2 separate regions of the Mus musculus genome follow, and region 1 is linked to region 2. The links are chromatin contacts, found by Hi-C or POLR2A ChIA-PET in ENCODE. All regions are on one chromosome and are shown on one strand. The core of a region is the stretch at or near the end of the contact, and the rest is flanking DNA. Distances in the headings are between cores, read along the strand shown. Region 1 holds the start of A930007A09Rik (RIKEN cDNA A930007A09 gene). Region 2 holds the start of Parn (poly(A)-specific ribonuclease (deadenylation nuclease)).

Region 1 (6,228 bases), core at 2,210-4,709, 86 kb before region 2:
AAAAAAGGAACTGGAGAGATGGATGCCCAGTTAAGAGCACAGGCTGCGCTTCCAAAGGATCCAGGTTTGATTCCCAGCACTTACGTGGGGGCTTACAGCTATCTAACTTCATTTCCAGAGGATCATATGCCCTCTTCTGTCCAAGGGCATCAGACCCTACACACACCCCACCCCAGAAAAAAAAAAAAAAGGCAAAGAAAAAATAAGCTCAGCTAGGGGTGGCAGTGCATACTTGTAATCCTGCCACTCTGGAAGTAGAAGGGAGAGGATCAGGGCTGAGACCAGCTTGGTCTACATGAGGTCTCTGTTAATAGAAAGGGCATACCTTTAATCCTAGGATTTGGGAGGCAAAGACAGGAAGACAGGCAGATCTCTATGAGTTCAAGGCCAACCTGATCTACATAGACCAACCTGGTCTACATAGTGAATTCCAGGCCAGCCAAGGCTATATAGGAAGACTTTGTCACAAAAACAAAGAACAAAAACAAACAAACAAACAAAAACAGCACCAAGAAAGAGAAGAGGAGAGGGGAGAGGAAAGAGAAAGAGGAGAAGAGAAAGTAAATTAGCTAGCTCAGGTCCCACATTTTCACTTTAGAGTCACCCAACTTTTCTTATGCATTCAAAGCTTACCTTTACATTGTACAAAACGTTTTATTTAGATGATATATTTAAACAGCAACTATCACTGTTGCAAACAGGAAATTAATATCACTTGGCATTAAGTAGAAGTGACTCACTGAAAAGTGTATGAATATGAAGATTATTAATGTCTAGCTGGGAATAGGTTTTGCCTTGAAGCTTTAAAGGGGTCTTAAAGGGGCATTTGGAAGGCACTGCCTCCAATAAAAGATAGCCTCTCTACAAAAATCAAATATATTGAAAAGAAATAACTTCCCCAATGTCATTTGGCGTTATGTCCCTGTACAAATGAATGCTGTCTTCTTCCAAGAGAACCCTTACAGAATCTAAATCCTCCACCTATCTCCAGATCTTATAGCTTCCTAAAAGAATAATATTCCCCTGGCTCCCTCCTCTAATTTTAAACACAACGAAAGGTTTCATTATTCAATAAAGTAGTCAAAGCCTTAGGTCTCAACTACTCAAAGAGCTGGTCTCAAAAAATCATCAAAATCGCTAATCCCTGAAGTCCAAGGCCACTTTGCTCCCACTACAGGAATTGAGAAAGCCACCAGAACACTAACAATAAAAAGGATAATAATGTTGGTAACTTTTCTTCCAAGCCACTTACTTGGCAAAGGTCTTAGCAGACATTCAAATGGCTGGTGTCTGAGTCCTATTAGAAAGGGTGACTTTTCCTCACTATCCCCAAAGCTGAAGGGTTTCCAGAACTGTCACACTACTGAGAGTCTGAATGGGTGGCCTTAAAGACAGGCAATGAAGAGTCAGGTTGCTCCTGAGTTAGTTTCAAGCTGGGTGCTGGGAGAGTCTCCAAAGCTTCAGCACTTTAGTTCTTAGGAACCTTCCGGACAGGTGAAGAAATCTGAGAAGTCTGGGCTAAAGAGGCCTGCGGGTGCTGAGTCTGGGCAGACCCAGGTGGCACCCCAGGAACCCCCTTGGCCAAAGTATGGCTCTTAGAAGCTTTATCAGTTTCAGGAGTTTGAGAGGCAAGAGGAAGATTCTGGAGATGGCTTTGTTGGGCCAGAGATCCCTGGATTTGGCTCTGAGAGGTCATGGGTACCACGGGGAAACTGTCAGAGGGCATGGGCACTAGGAAGTGGCTCTGGCTTTCTTCCTGTTCCAGAGGGTAGATCTGAGAGGCCACACTGATCTTAGAGCGCCCCTGAGAGTGGGGGCCCAAAGGCACACAGCTTTCAGAAGATACAGAGGGCAGGATTTGGCTCTGAGAGGTCACAGGTACCATAGATAAACTGTCAGGGATCACCAAGAGATGGCTCTGGCTTTCTTCTCGTTCCAGAGGGTAGATCTTAGAGGCCACACTGATCTTAGAGCGCCCCTGAGAGTGAGGGCCCAAAGGCACACAGCTTTCAGAAGATACAGAGGGCAGGATTTGGCTTTGAGAGGTCACAGGTACCATAGATAAACTGTCAGGGATCACCAAGAAGTGGCTCTGGCTTTCTTCTCGTTCCAGAGGGTAGATCTGAGTGGCCACACTGATCTTAGAGCGCCCCTGAGAGTGAGGGCCCAAAGGCACACAGCTTTCAGAAGATACAGAGGGCAGGATTTGGCTCTGAGAGGTCACAGGTACCATAGATAAACTGTCAGGGATCACCAAGAGATGGCTCTGGCTTTCTTCTCGTTCCAGAGGGTAGATCTTAGAGGCCACACTGATCTTAGAGCGCCCCTGAGAGTGAGGGCCCAAAGGCACACAGCTTTCAGAAGATACAGAGGGCAGGATTTGGCTCTGAGAGGTCACAGGTACCATAGATAAACTGTCAGGGATCACCAAGAAGTGGCTCTGGCTTTCTTCTCGTTCCAGAGGGTAGATCTGAGTGGCCACACTGATCTTAGAGCGCCCCTGAGAGTGAGGGCCCAAAGGCACACAGCTTTCAGAAGATACAGAGGGCAGGATTTGGCTTTGAGAGGTCACGGGTACCATAGATAAACTGTCAGGGATCACCAAGAGGTGGCTCTGACTTTCTTCTCGTTCCAGAGGGTAGATCTGAGAGGCCACACTGATTTTAGAGTGCTCCTGAGAGTGAGAGTCCAAATACACATGGCTGTCAGAGGACATTGCCATCTGAGAATTGCTGTCAGACGCCAAAGGGTAGGTCTGCGAAGTCACTGAAAAGACAGGTTGACTCCTAGAAGTACAAATGGAAAGACCGGTGTGGACAATGCCCAGAGGCAGGCTCTTAGAGGTCTGGACTCTGCTAAACTGATTCAGAACAGCCTCAGGCTTCGCTGAACGGAACAACGCTCTGCCACCCGAGGTTCTGGCGTCGCAGTTCCTTTCTAGCTGCCCCGGGTCCGTAGAGCTGATGCTACTGATCCGCTGGACGACCCGCGGGTGGAGTCGCCGCCGCCGTCGCCGGCGAATCCGCTGAAAGGTGTCGGAGACGCTCCTAAGGGTCAGCGAGAAGCGACGGCTGCCGCTACGGTGCACCCCGCTCTCGCGGGGCGAAGTCCCCCTCAAGGGGTCTTCCGGGAGCGCCTCTATGTTGCCGGTGTACCAGGAGATCCACCACAGGAGACTGACGAAGATGATGATGGAACCCAAATAGAGCAGCATGTCGTAGAACAGCAAGTTGGCGAAGACGCCAGTGAACAGCACTGCCACACCCACCGCGTCGAAGGCGACGCCCAGCCAAAAAAAGTGACTGCAGCGACCCAAGGGCCCGGACTGCATCTCCGCCAAGTCTGTGTTCTTTTGCGGAAGCTCCGAGAGGCTCAACATCTTCCACGCAAACCCCGCCAGAGGACACCAGGCCCAGGGCGCTGCCACAGGCGGGCTTTAGACACTCTCCATGGCAACGCAAGGGGCGGGGCGGGAAGCGGCATTCTGCTCCACACCAGGAAACTGGAGCGGGCCAAGGGAGCTGCGCGTGCGCACGACGACCTGCTGAACCTTCTGCGTTTGCGCCCAGTGCTAGCCCGGGCAGCTTTTCTCAGTCTGGGATCCTTAGGTGTATCAAGAAGTAGAATTTATGGGTAGGGGAGTGGGGGTGGGTGGGTATGGGGGACTTTTGGTATAGCATTGGAAATGTAAATGAGCTAAATACCTAATAAAAAATGGAAAAAAAAAAAAAAAAGAAGTAGAATTTATGACAATGAAACTAGCGGTACCTGGGGCGAGAATCTTCTTGGCCTCAGGTGCAGTTAGCATCTAGTGTTGTTAGGTCTGTACTCCCATCTTCTCTGGTGACTGTTGATAAACTTGCCCAAGGACCTAATAGACCCCATCGCGTGTCCGTCCGTCCGTCCCCCCCCCCACCCCACCCCCCCACCCCCCCACCCCCCCCACCCCCGCCAACCAACCATGTATTGTAGAGGCTGGGAGGGAGAGGGTAGGATGAAAGGAGAAAAAGGTTGACCTTTATGTGTGTGTTTGATGGATTTTAAAACATTTGGTACATTTTAAATAGATTTAGGCCTGTAGTTCAGGCCACATTTACTTAGGCCTATAGGCACACGCCACTATACTTGGAGAAAACTACTCTTAAGCATTTTCAAACGTATAGATAGAAAATTATAAAGGAATAAAGAATGATAGGTTGTCCCTACTTGGCCTGAGCATTCAAGCAATACAAATTGGAATCAGAGGGTTATTAAAGTGTTTTTTTTAAAAGATTTATTTATTTATTATATACACTGTTGCTGTCTTCCGACATTCCAGAAGAGGGTGTCAGATCTTGTTACATATGGTTTGTGAGCCACCATGTGGTTGCTGGGATTTGAACTCAGGACCTTTGGAAAAGCAGTCAGTGCTCTTAACCGCTGAGCCATCTCACCAGCCCCTATTAAAATGTTTTTAAAAAGGTCAGACATGATAGTGCAGGACTTTAGTCCTAGCACTCAACAAGCAGAAGCAAGCAGATCTCTGAGTTGGAAGTCAGCCTGTCCTAACTTGAGAATTCCAGGCCAACCAGGACTATACTGTGAGACCCTGTGTCAAAATGAATGGATGAAAATAAAAAGACCTGAAGGTGTGTCCAGGAAGTTGGAAGTGGATATAATCAAGAAATCTATGTATAAAATTGTCAAAGAATAAAAAGTTAATAAAGTATAAAGATAATTAGAGAAAACAATATGGCAAATGTTCATAATTATAGAATATAGATGAAATAAGTATAGGTGTTCATTATTCAGTTCTTTCCTGTGTTCTTTAGGCTTGACATTTTTCAAAATAGTTGCAGAATTTTATTTTGTAATTTAAATTTTAAGTTATAAACTTATAAACATGAGTAGCAGGTGGGGATGATGGCTCAGTAGCTAAAGACTTGACAGCCTGAGTCCAGTCGCCAGGAGCCACGTGATGGTGAGAGAGAACTGACTTCTGCACATTGCTGTCTGACCTCCAGATGAAAAGAAATAAATCTCTCCCCTTTGGCTGCAGGAGTGTTCAAGGCTGGCAACCAGAATTATCTGCCTAATGATAAAGGGTGCAGCACCATGCCATACGTAGACCGCAAGGTGATAAGCTGGAGTTATCCTTCGTCAGATCCTTTGAAATTAGCCCAGTTTAGCCTGAGGCAAGTCTCTATACTGGAATTAGGAAGGCTTAAATTTGAGTTTCTGACCTGAGTTGAGATCTTTAACCTCCCTTAGCTTTGATCTCCTCTTCTGTAAATGAGAGAACAGGTGCCTATAAGGAGGCTGTGACATGGCCAGTAGATGATGCTATACTGAGAAGTACTAACAGTTGCTCACTGCCAGAGTCTCTCAAGCCATTTCCATTTAGGATCCCTTTATGTGTGAGAAATTGTTACATCACTGTAGGTATATAAACACACACACACACACACATATATATACAATTATATATATGTATATATATATATGTATATATATATATATAAAATCAGGTATACAAGTCAAACACACTCATACATTTATTTAAAAACAAGGGTTTTATTATTACTGTTTTGAGCCGGGCCTGGTGGCGCACGCCTTTAATCCCAGCACTTGGGAGACGGAGGCAGGCGGATTTCTGAGTTCGAGGCCAGCCTTAAACTATTATTACTGTTTTGTTTTGAGATAGCTTCACTGTAGCACAGTTTCGCCTTGAATTCACCATGTGACTGAGGATGACATGATCCTCCGGTCTCTACTTCCAAAGTGCTCAAATTATGGACATAGCCATCATGCCCTGCTATTTAAACAATGCTTTGGTATACATATAATTTTACCATTCATTAGACAAAAGCAAATTGGCATGTTCATCAGATGGATACACATTCTTTTACATAAAGAGTTGAGTCTTGGCTAAATATTTGATACTGTAGGACATAGAGAATCTTCACATTTTCCACGTTTGTTTGTTTGGGAGGGAGAGTATAAGGGCTTAACTATGGTTGTCAGCGGATAACTTAAACTTCTCCCATGTGAATCCTGGGGCCACATGGCTGTCAAACTTAACAGCAAAAAGCTGCTAAGTCATCTCACAGGCCCTTATAGCAGTTTTAAATATTAAGCAATCAAGCCAGGCCGCACAAACCTTTAATCCCAGTACTTGGGAGGTAGAAGCAGGCAGATTCCTGACTTTGAGTCCATCCTGGTCTATAGACCGAATTCCAAGACAGCCAG
Region 2 (5,742 bases), core at 423-2,922:
CTCCAGGGCAGGTAAAGGTATCATCATTCCCGATGTGCAAAGCAGAGAGAGACACATACACACAGAGACAGAGAATAATTTCCAAAGTTCTGTGACCCTAGGTTACCCTCACTAATGCACTCTGTTAAAATAAAGAAGCAAACTGTATATATTTAGATATGAGAGGAAATAATCTAACAATGACTAGCTGGGACCAGCAAGTCTAAGGTTCTAGTACTTGTTCAGTCTCACAAGGCTGGATGTCTAAGTTGGTCTTTTGGAAGGAGGGCCTCAATGCCAGTGAAGGAATGGACTTCCTACAGGGTAAGCAGGCAAAGAGTAAGCGCTTCCTTCTTCCAGGTCCTTACATAGGCTGCCAGCAGAAGGTTGGCCCAGATTAGAGTTGTGTCTTCCTACCTCAAGATCTAGATTAAAGGTGTGTGTCTTCTTGCCTCAAGATCTGGATTAAGCATGTATGTCTTCCTACCTCAGAGGTCTGGACTAGAAGTGAATTCACTCACTGTAAATCAAGCAGGAAATCTCTCACAGGTGTGCCTTCCATTTCTGAATTGTAGCTTAGTACAGATATTGTCAAGTTGACACCCAAGAATAGCCATCACACGGGGTCTCATTTACTCTTTGGAGGATAAATATTGGAAAGATTACAGTTGTTAACAGCCAACTATCTAGCCCCTGTGAACACTTTATCTCTGGAATAAGCCAGCAGGGGCTGGCTAACAAAATCCTGAAACTCTTTGAGGTGAGCTGAATGTAGGGCTGGAGAGATGGCTCAGAGGTTAAGAGTACTTGCCACTTTTGTAGAGTGTTAGGTCACAAAGTAGGCTCCCAAAAATGGCTCTGCCTTTTCTGATTACCTAACACTCTCTGCTGCAGAATTTTGCTCTTTATCTCCATAGCAACTATCATGTTTCCAAGTAGCAAGTCTGATGTCTGCCTGGCTTTTTTTTTTTTTTCTTCTTATCCAAGTTTTACGCTGCAATGGGACAACCACCATGATTTGTCATCACAGTGTCTCTCTTCTACCAGAGTGGCATAGAACCGGAACTCAGTCAATATGGGGCATAGAGATGGTTCCGTGGGTAAGAGCACTTGCTGTGGAGTCATCCAGACTCATGGACAAATCCCCAGCACCCATGAAAAAAAAGCTAGGCACAGCCCTGCAATCTTGTAAACCCAGTGTTGGGAGTCAGAGACTGGCATTTTAGGCGCCACTCCGGCTGAAACAAGTTCAGTCAGTGAGAGAGACCCTGTCTCAAGGAAGGTGGAGAACAAGAACAGCCACGGGAGGTCCTTCTTTGCTTACTACTAGTGATCACCGACCGCCACACAAATGCGCACGTATACTTCTCCAACACTTTACCCCACAAATTAAGCAAGAATTATATATTTGTATATATAAAATTAATTTAAAAATTTTTAGACAGACTCTCATTATGTTCCCTAAGCTGGCCTCGAATTTGCAAATTCTCCTGCCTCATCCTTCTCAGACTGGAATTATAGACCCAGGGGAAACCAGTCCATATGTCTCTTGATCAACCAGGTTCAGGACAGGAAACTTCTCCAACATATGGGCCAGGCCTTGAGACTTTGATAGCAATGCCCCTTTTTCCTTTCTAGGCAGCCCGGAGGGCCCGGGCTCCGCCCCTAACGTGACACAGATCTGACGCAGGCGCAGCGGCGCGCGCTGTTTCCGGAAGTGTCCTGTGCTGTTTCGTGGCGGCCTCCGACATCCCCACGCTGCTTTTGCTGCGGAACTCTGCGCGTGGACCGGCGTCAGCCTGGGCGGGGCCAAGGTTCCGTCTGCGCCGCAGGATGGAGATAATCCGGAGCAGTGCGTGTCCGCCGCACAACCCCCATCCCTGTCCTCAAGCCCACCTAGCGTGCTAGGCCCAGACCTCTCGAGTTTAGCGGGGCCCGGGACAAGTCAGTCCCGCCGGGCAATACTTCCTCTGAAAAGCGGTGCTGCTGGTGGGACTTGTCGCTCTGCAAAGCGTGCACCTTTGGCATCCATGCCTTTCTTTTCCCTGCTCACCTGCTCAGGGCTAGCCCTTTTCAGTCGTGCATACTTTATCTAGTGACCCCTGGAGGAGGTGTCCCTTGTGGTCCTTGAACACTTATTCCGCTTCTCCGATGCCCCGGGAGCTCCTCCGGCCCTTTCTCCCATCTCCCTTTAGTTGGTGGGCAGGAAGGCAGGCCACCTGTTCTGAGCCTTTTCTTGGTTTCTCTGCAGATTTTAAGATTAATCTTCACAAAGTGTACCAGGCCATAGAGGAGGCTGACTTCTTCGCCATCGATGGGGAGTTTTCAGGTATCACTCCCTTGAAAGCTCTGGGCTTACACCTTGTATTGCAAAGGCTCCCTGCCTCCTTCCTCACTGGTCATGGCAAAAGCCTGGGAGAGATGTGGTTTTGTGGTTGGTCAGGGCGTGAGATTTTTGGATAGAGATTATGGTTCTGGTGCTGTTTAAACTAATTTAGGTGTATATGGTTAAAAAGCAGGGGGTTTAGGTTGAGGTCTTTTTCCTGTGACAAAATACACCTATCCAAGTTTATCATTTCGAAATGCACACACTACACACACACACAAATATGTATATGTATATGATGAGTGGAGGCCAGAGGTTGTTTTTGGGTAGCTTATGTTTAAAATAAGTTTTCAACGTGTTTCTCTTGTTGAATCTAGAGCTGGGTATTTTACTAAGATGGCTGGCCAGCAGGCCCCCCGAATCTGTCTCTCCTACAAGATCCATGCTGGGGTTACAGGTGCCAGGATGACAGCTGTGGGGTCCTGTTACTGTGTGCTGACATGCTCAGTTTTTATATGGTGAAGGTCCAAACTCAGGTCCTCGTGTTTGCATGGCAAGCACTTTACGCTTCAAGACATTTCCTAGCTCTATTGCATTTGTTCTTAAGTGGTTTTGGAATTTGGTAGCATTAACTACACTCATGTTGCTGTCCAGCTGGTATCCTCCAGTTCTGGATTTTTTTTTTTTTTTCTTTTTTGGTTTTTTGAGACAGGGTTTCTCTGTATAGCCCTGGCTGTCCTGGAACACACTCTGTAGACCAGGCTGGCCTCGAACTCAGAAATCCGCCTACCTCTGCCTCCCAAGTGCTGGGATCAAAGGCGTGCGCCACCACGCCCGGCTTTTTCTATCTTAAATAGATAACTACTCATGGAATTATTCTATTACTCCCTTTAGCCTCTACCAGCCATCATTTGTCTTTGATTGTGACCACTCTAGACACATCATGTAAGAGGAAACCTATAGTATTGTGAGACTGGCCAGGGCTGTACTTAGACGACAAATAAGGATATTACTTAATGCTTTAGTACAAGTCTTCCTTGGTTAGCTCAGTAGACCCACATGTGCTACGTATGCGTTTAAGTATGTGTACACACATGTGCATGAATAGATGCTGGAGTTCAACACTGAATGCTTTTCCTCAACCACACTCTATTTTTTGAGGCAGTGTCTCAACCTGCAATGCACCTGGTCGCCCAGTGTGCTTCAGGGATCCGCTGCTCTCGGCAGTGCTGCACGGAGCTGTTTGCATGGGTTCTAGGGATTCCAGTTCAGGTCCTCACGCTTACACAGCAAGCAGTTTGCTGACTGAGCCATCTCTCCATCCTGTAATTATGATTTCTCTGTGAATGTAAGAATCCAGCCTAGGCCCTCATGTGCAAGGCAAGCAAGCACTTCTACCAGTGAACTACACCCACAGCACAGATGAATGTTAATTTTTAAAAAGTGTGATACAGGCACTTTGAATTAATTTTAACTAATGGGAATATGAATAAGCACTGGAGACTGACACACTAGCATTTATGAAGCAGCCTAATATCTGTTTTTTATGATCTAGGAATCAGCAATGGACCCTCAGTAACAGCATTAACAAGTGGTTTTGACACCCCAGAAGAGAGATATCAGAAGCTTAAAAAGGCAAGTGGGTATTCTCAAAAGCCCTTTCCTTTCTCCTGTGGCTCCTCTTGCTACTGAATTACAGAAAGGCGGAATCATTAAATTTACACTTGCATGTTTTCTAAGTGAGGTGCATCTTTTCAAATCTAGCCAGAAAGTTACATTTTAGTGATGTTTAAAAAAAATAACAAAATGATTGTTTATTGTTCTCTGAAAGACATTCTGGGGAAGGGCTATTACCTTTGAATATTAATTCAATATGTAGGAAATAAGTATGATGTAGTTGAAAGGATCAGTATTGGCTCAGAAGCCCCCAGACCAAGCTCGCAACACACAGGACATGTTTTTGCCCCAGAGGAATAAGAGATAAACATAAGAGAGGGAGGACAAGGGAGAAGGGAAAGGGGGCAGAGAGATGGGGCAGGGGTATTTGTATGGAGGAACAAAAGGCTGCCTCTGGATAGAGAGGAGACAGACATAGTCCATAGGTAAATGAGGGTTTTTAAAGGTAAAAGGGGAAACCTCATGTTAGGGTGAGGTGGTTTATTTAATTGGGCATGTTAATTAGGTGAGCCAAAGGGGCTTTTGGTTGCTGGACTTCAAAACTGATAATTGGACCTTGGTAGTCAGTCACAGGAGGATGAAGTGGTCAAATAAGGGAATAGATCTTGGTAGTTAGCTTTAGGAATATAAACTAATGGTTTTTAGTGAGGCAGAGGGAATAGAGACAGGCAAGGCCTGCCAGAGCCAGTTTACCCTCTGGAGTTGACTAGTGTCCTTTCAGTAGTTTTAGTAATTTGGAAATATGCCTGATAATATGCTCTGATGATGAAAGTTGAGTTCTTAATTGTGAATGCAATTGAGAACTGTGTGCACATGGATAAAACTGTGGTACATAGCCTGCCCAGTGTTTTCCGTCAGAAGGGTTCTGCTATGGTTATGCTGAGAGGCCCAGAAAACCACCAGCTTGAGAACACTTGTTCACGTGAGAAACCTGGCTCTCCTGTGTCTGATGTTTTATTTCCCTTTTCCAGCATTCCATGGACTTTTTGCTGTTTCAGTTTGGCCTTTGTGCTTTTAAGTATGACCACACAGATTCCAAGTAGGTTAAGTTAGTGGGTGGTGGGACTTCCTAAGATGTCTCCTGATGTCACCCCTGAGTGTCTTTTTCTTTTCTTTTCCCAGGCATGTAACGAAGTCATTTAACTTCTATGTTTTCCCCAAGCCTTTCAGTAGGTCCTCACCAGATGTCAAGTTTGTTTGCCAGGTTAGTGGTGGATCCTTTTCTGTTTGTGAATTGTTGTTGGGATGGAGTGGAAATGTAGAATTGTTTTAGATCATCTCTTGGAGCTGTGGGCCAGTTCCCAGAGTCAGTCAGCATGAATGATCCCTGTGTTCCATTCCCAGCACCACACAGTGGGACATGCCTGTGATTCGGCCTTGGGAAGGATGCAGAGTTAGAGTTGAATCAGAAACCATCCTTGACAGTGTAGGGAGTTTGAGGGCAGTCTGGACTATATGATGCCCCATCTTAAAAACAAACAACCCCAAACCCTCCCCCGAAAACAAACAAAAAGATTTAGGCTTTGGGTAAATTATCTCACCTATCAGACCTTCACTTTTAGGTTTTTAAATTAATGACATTGTTATCTCTATTTCGTAATGTTATGAGATAGACTATAGATAGGTAGATAGAAATTAGATCATGAACTTTAGTATTTATTAATAAATAGTTAATATTATTTATTTATTGGTTTTGTTTTTTCGAGACAGGGTTTCTCTGTGTAGCCCTGGCTGTCCTGGAACTCACTCTGTAGACCAGG

The links. A loop is a pair of places that touch in the nucleus more often than their neighbours do. ChIA-PET counts read pairs that join two places held with the same protein, here RNA polymerase II (POLR2A).
Region 1: a map of heart shows a loop between it and region 2 (1.9-fold over the local background). The contact joins the promoter of A930007A09Rik here to the promoter of Parn in region 2. A Hi-C loop is called at or near these places in 1 of 37 maps with a recorded cell type or tissue (heart). POLR2A ChIA-PET finds 5 or more read pairs at or near these places in 3 of 5 experiments (Patski and embryonic stem cell).

The regions. Positions count from the first base shown.
Region 1 is chr16:13,751,795-13,758,022 of GRCm38, reverse strand. A930007A09Rik (RIKEN cDNA A930007A09 gene) reads right to left here and starts at 3,459. Exons shown (of 1, transcript NM_001357954.1): 1 at 1-3,459. The coding sequence starts at 3,379. The coding sequence ends at 1,469.
Region 2 is chr16:13,664,100-13,669,841 of GRCm38, reverse strand. Parn (poly(A)-specific ribonuclease (deadenylation nuclease)) reads left to right here and starts at 1,672. Exons shown (of 24, transcript NM_028761.3): 1 at 1,672-1,831; 2 at 2,231-2,308; 3 at 3,861-3,940; 4 at 4,954-5,021; 5 at 5,105-5,186. The coding sequence starts at 1,813.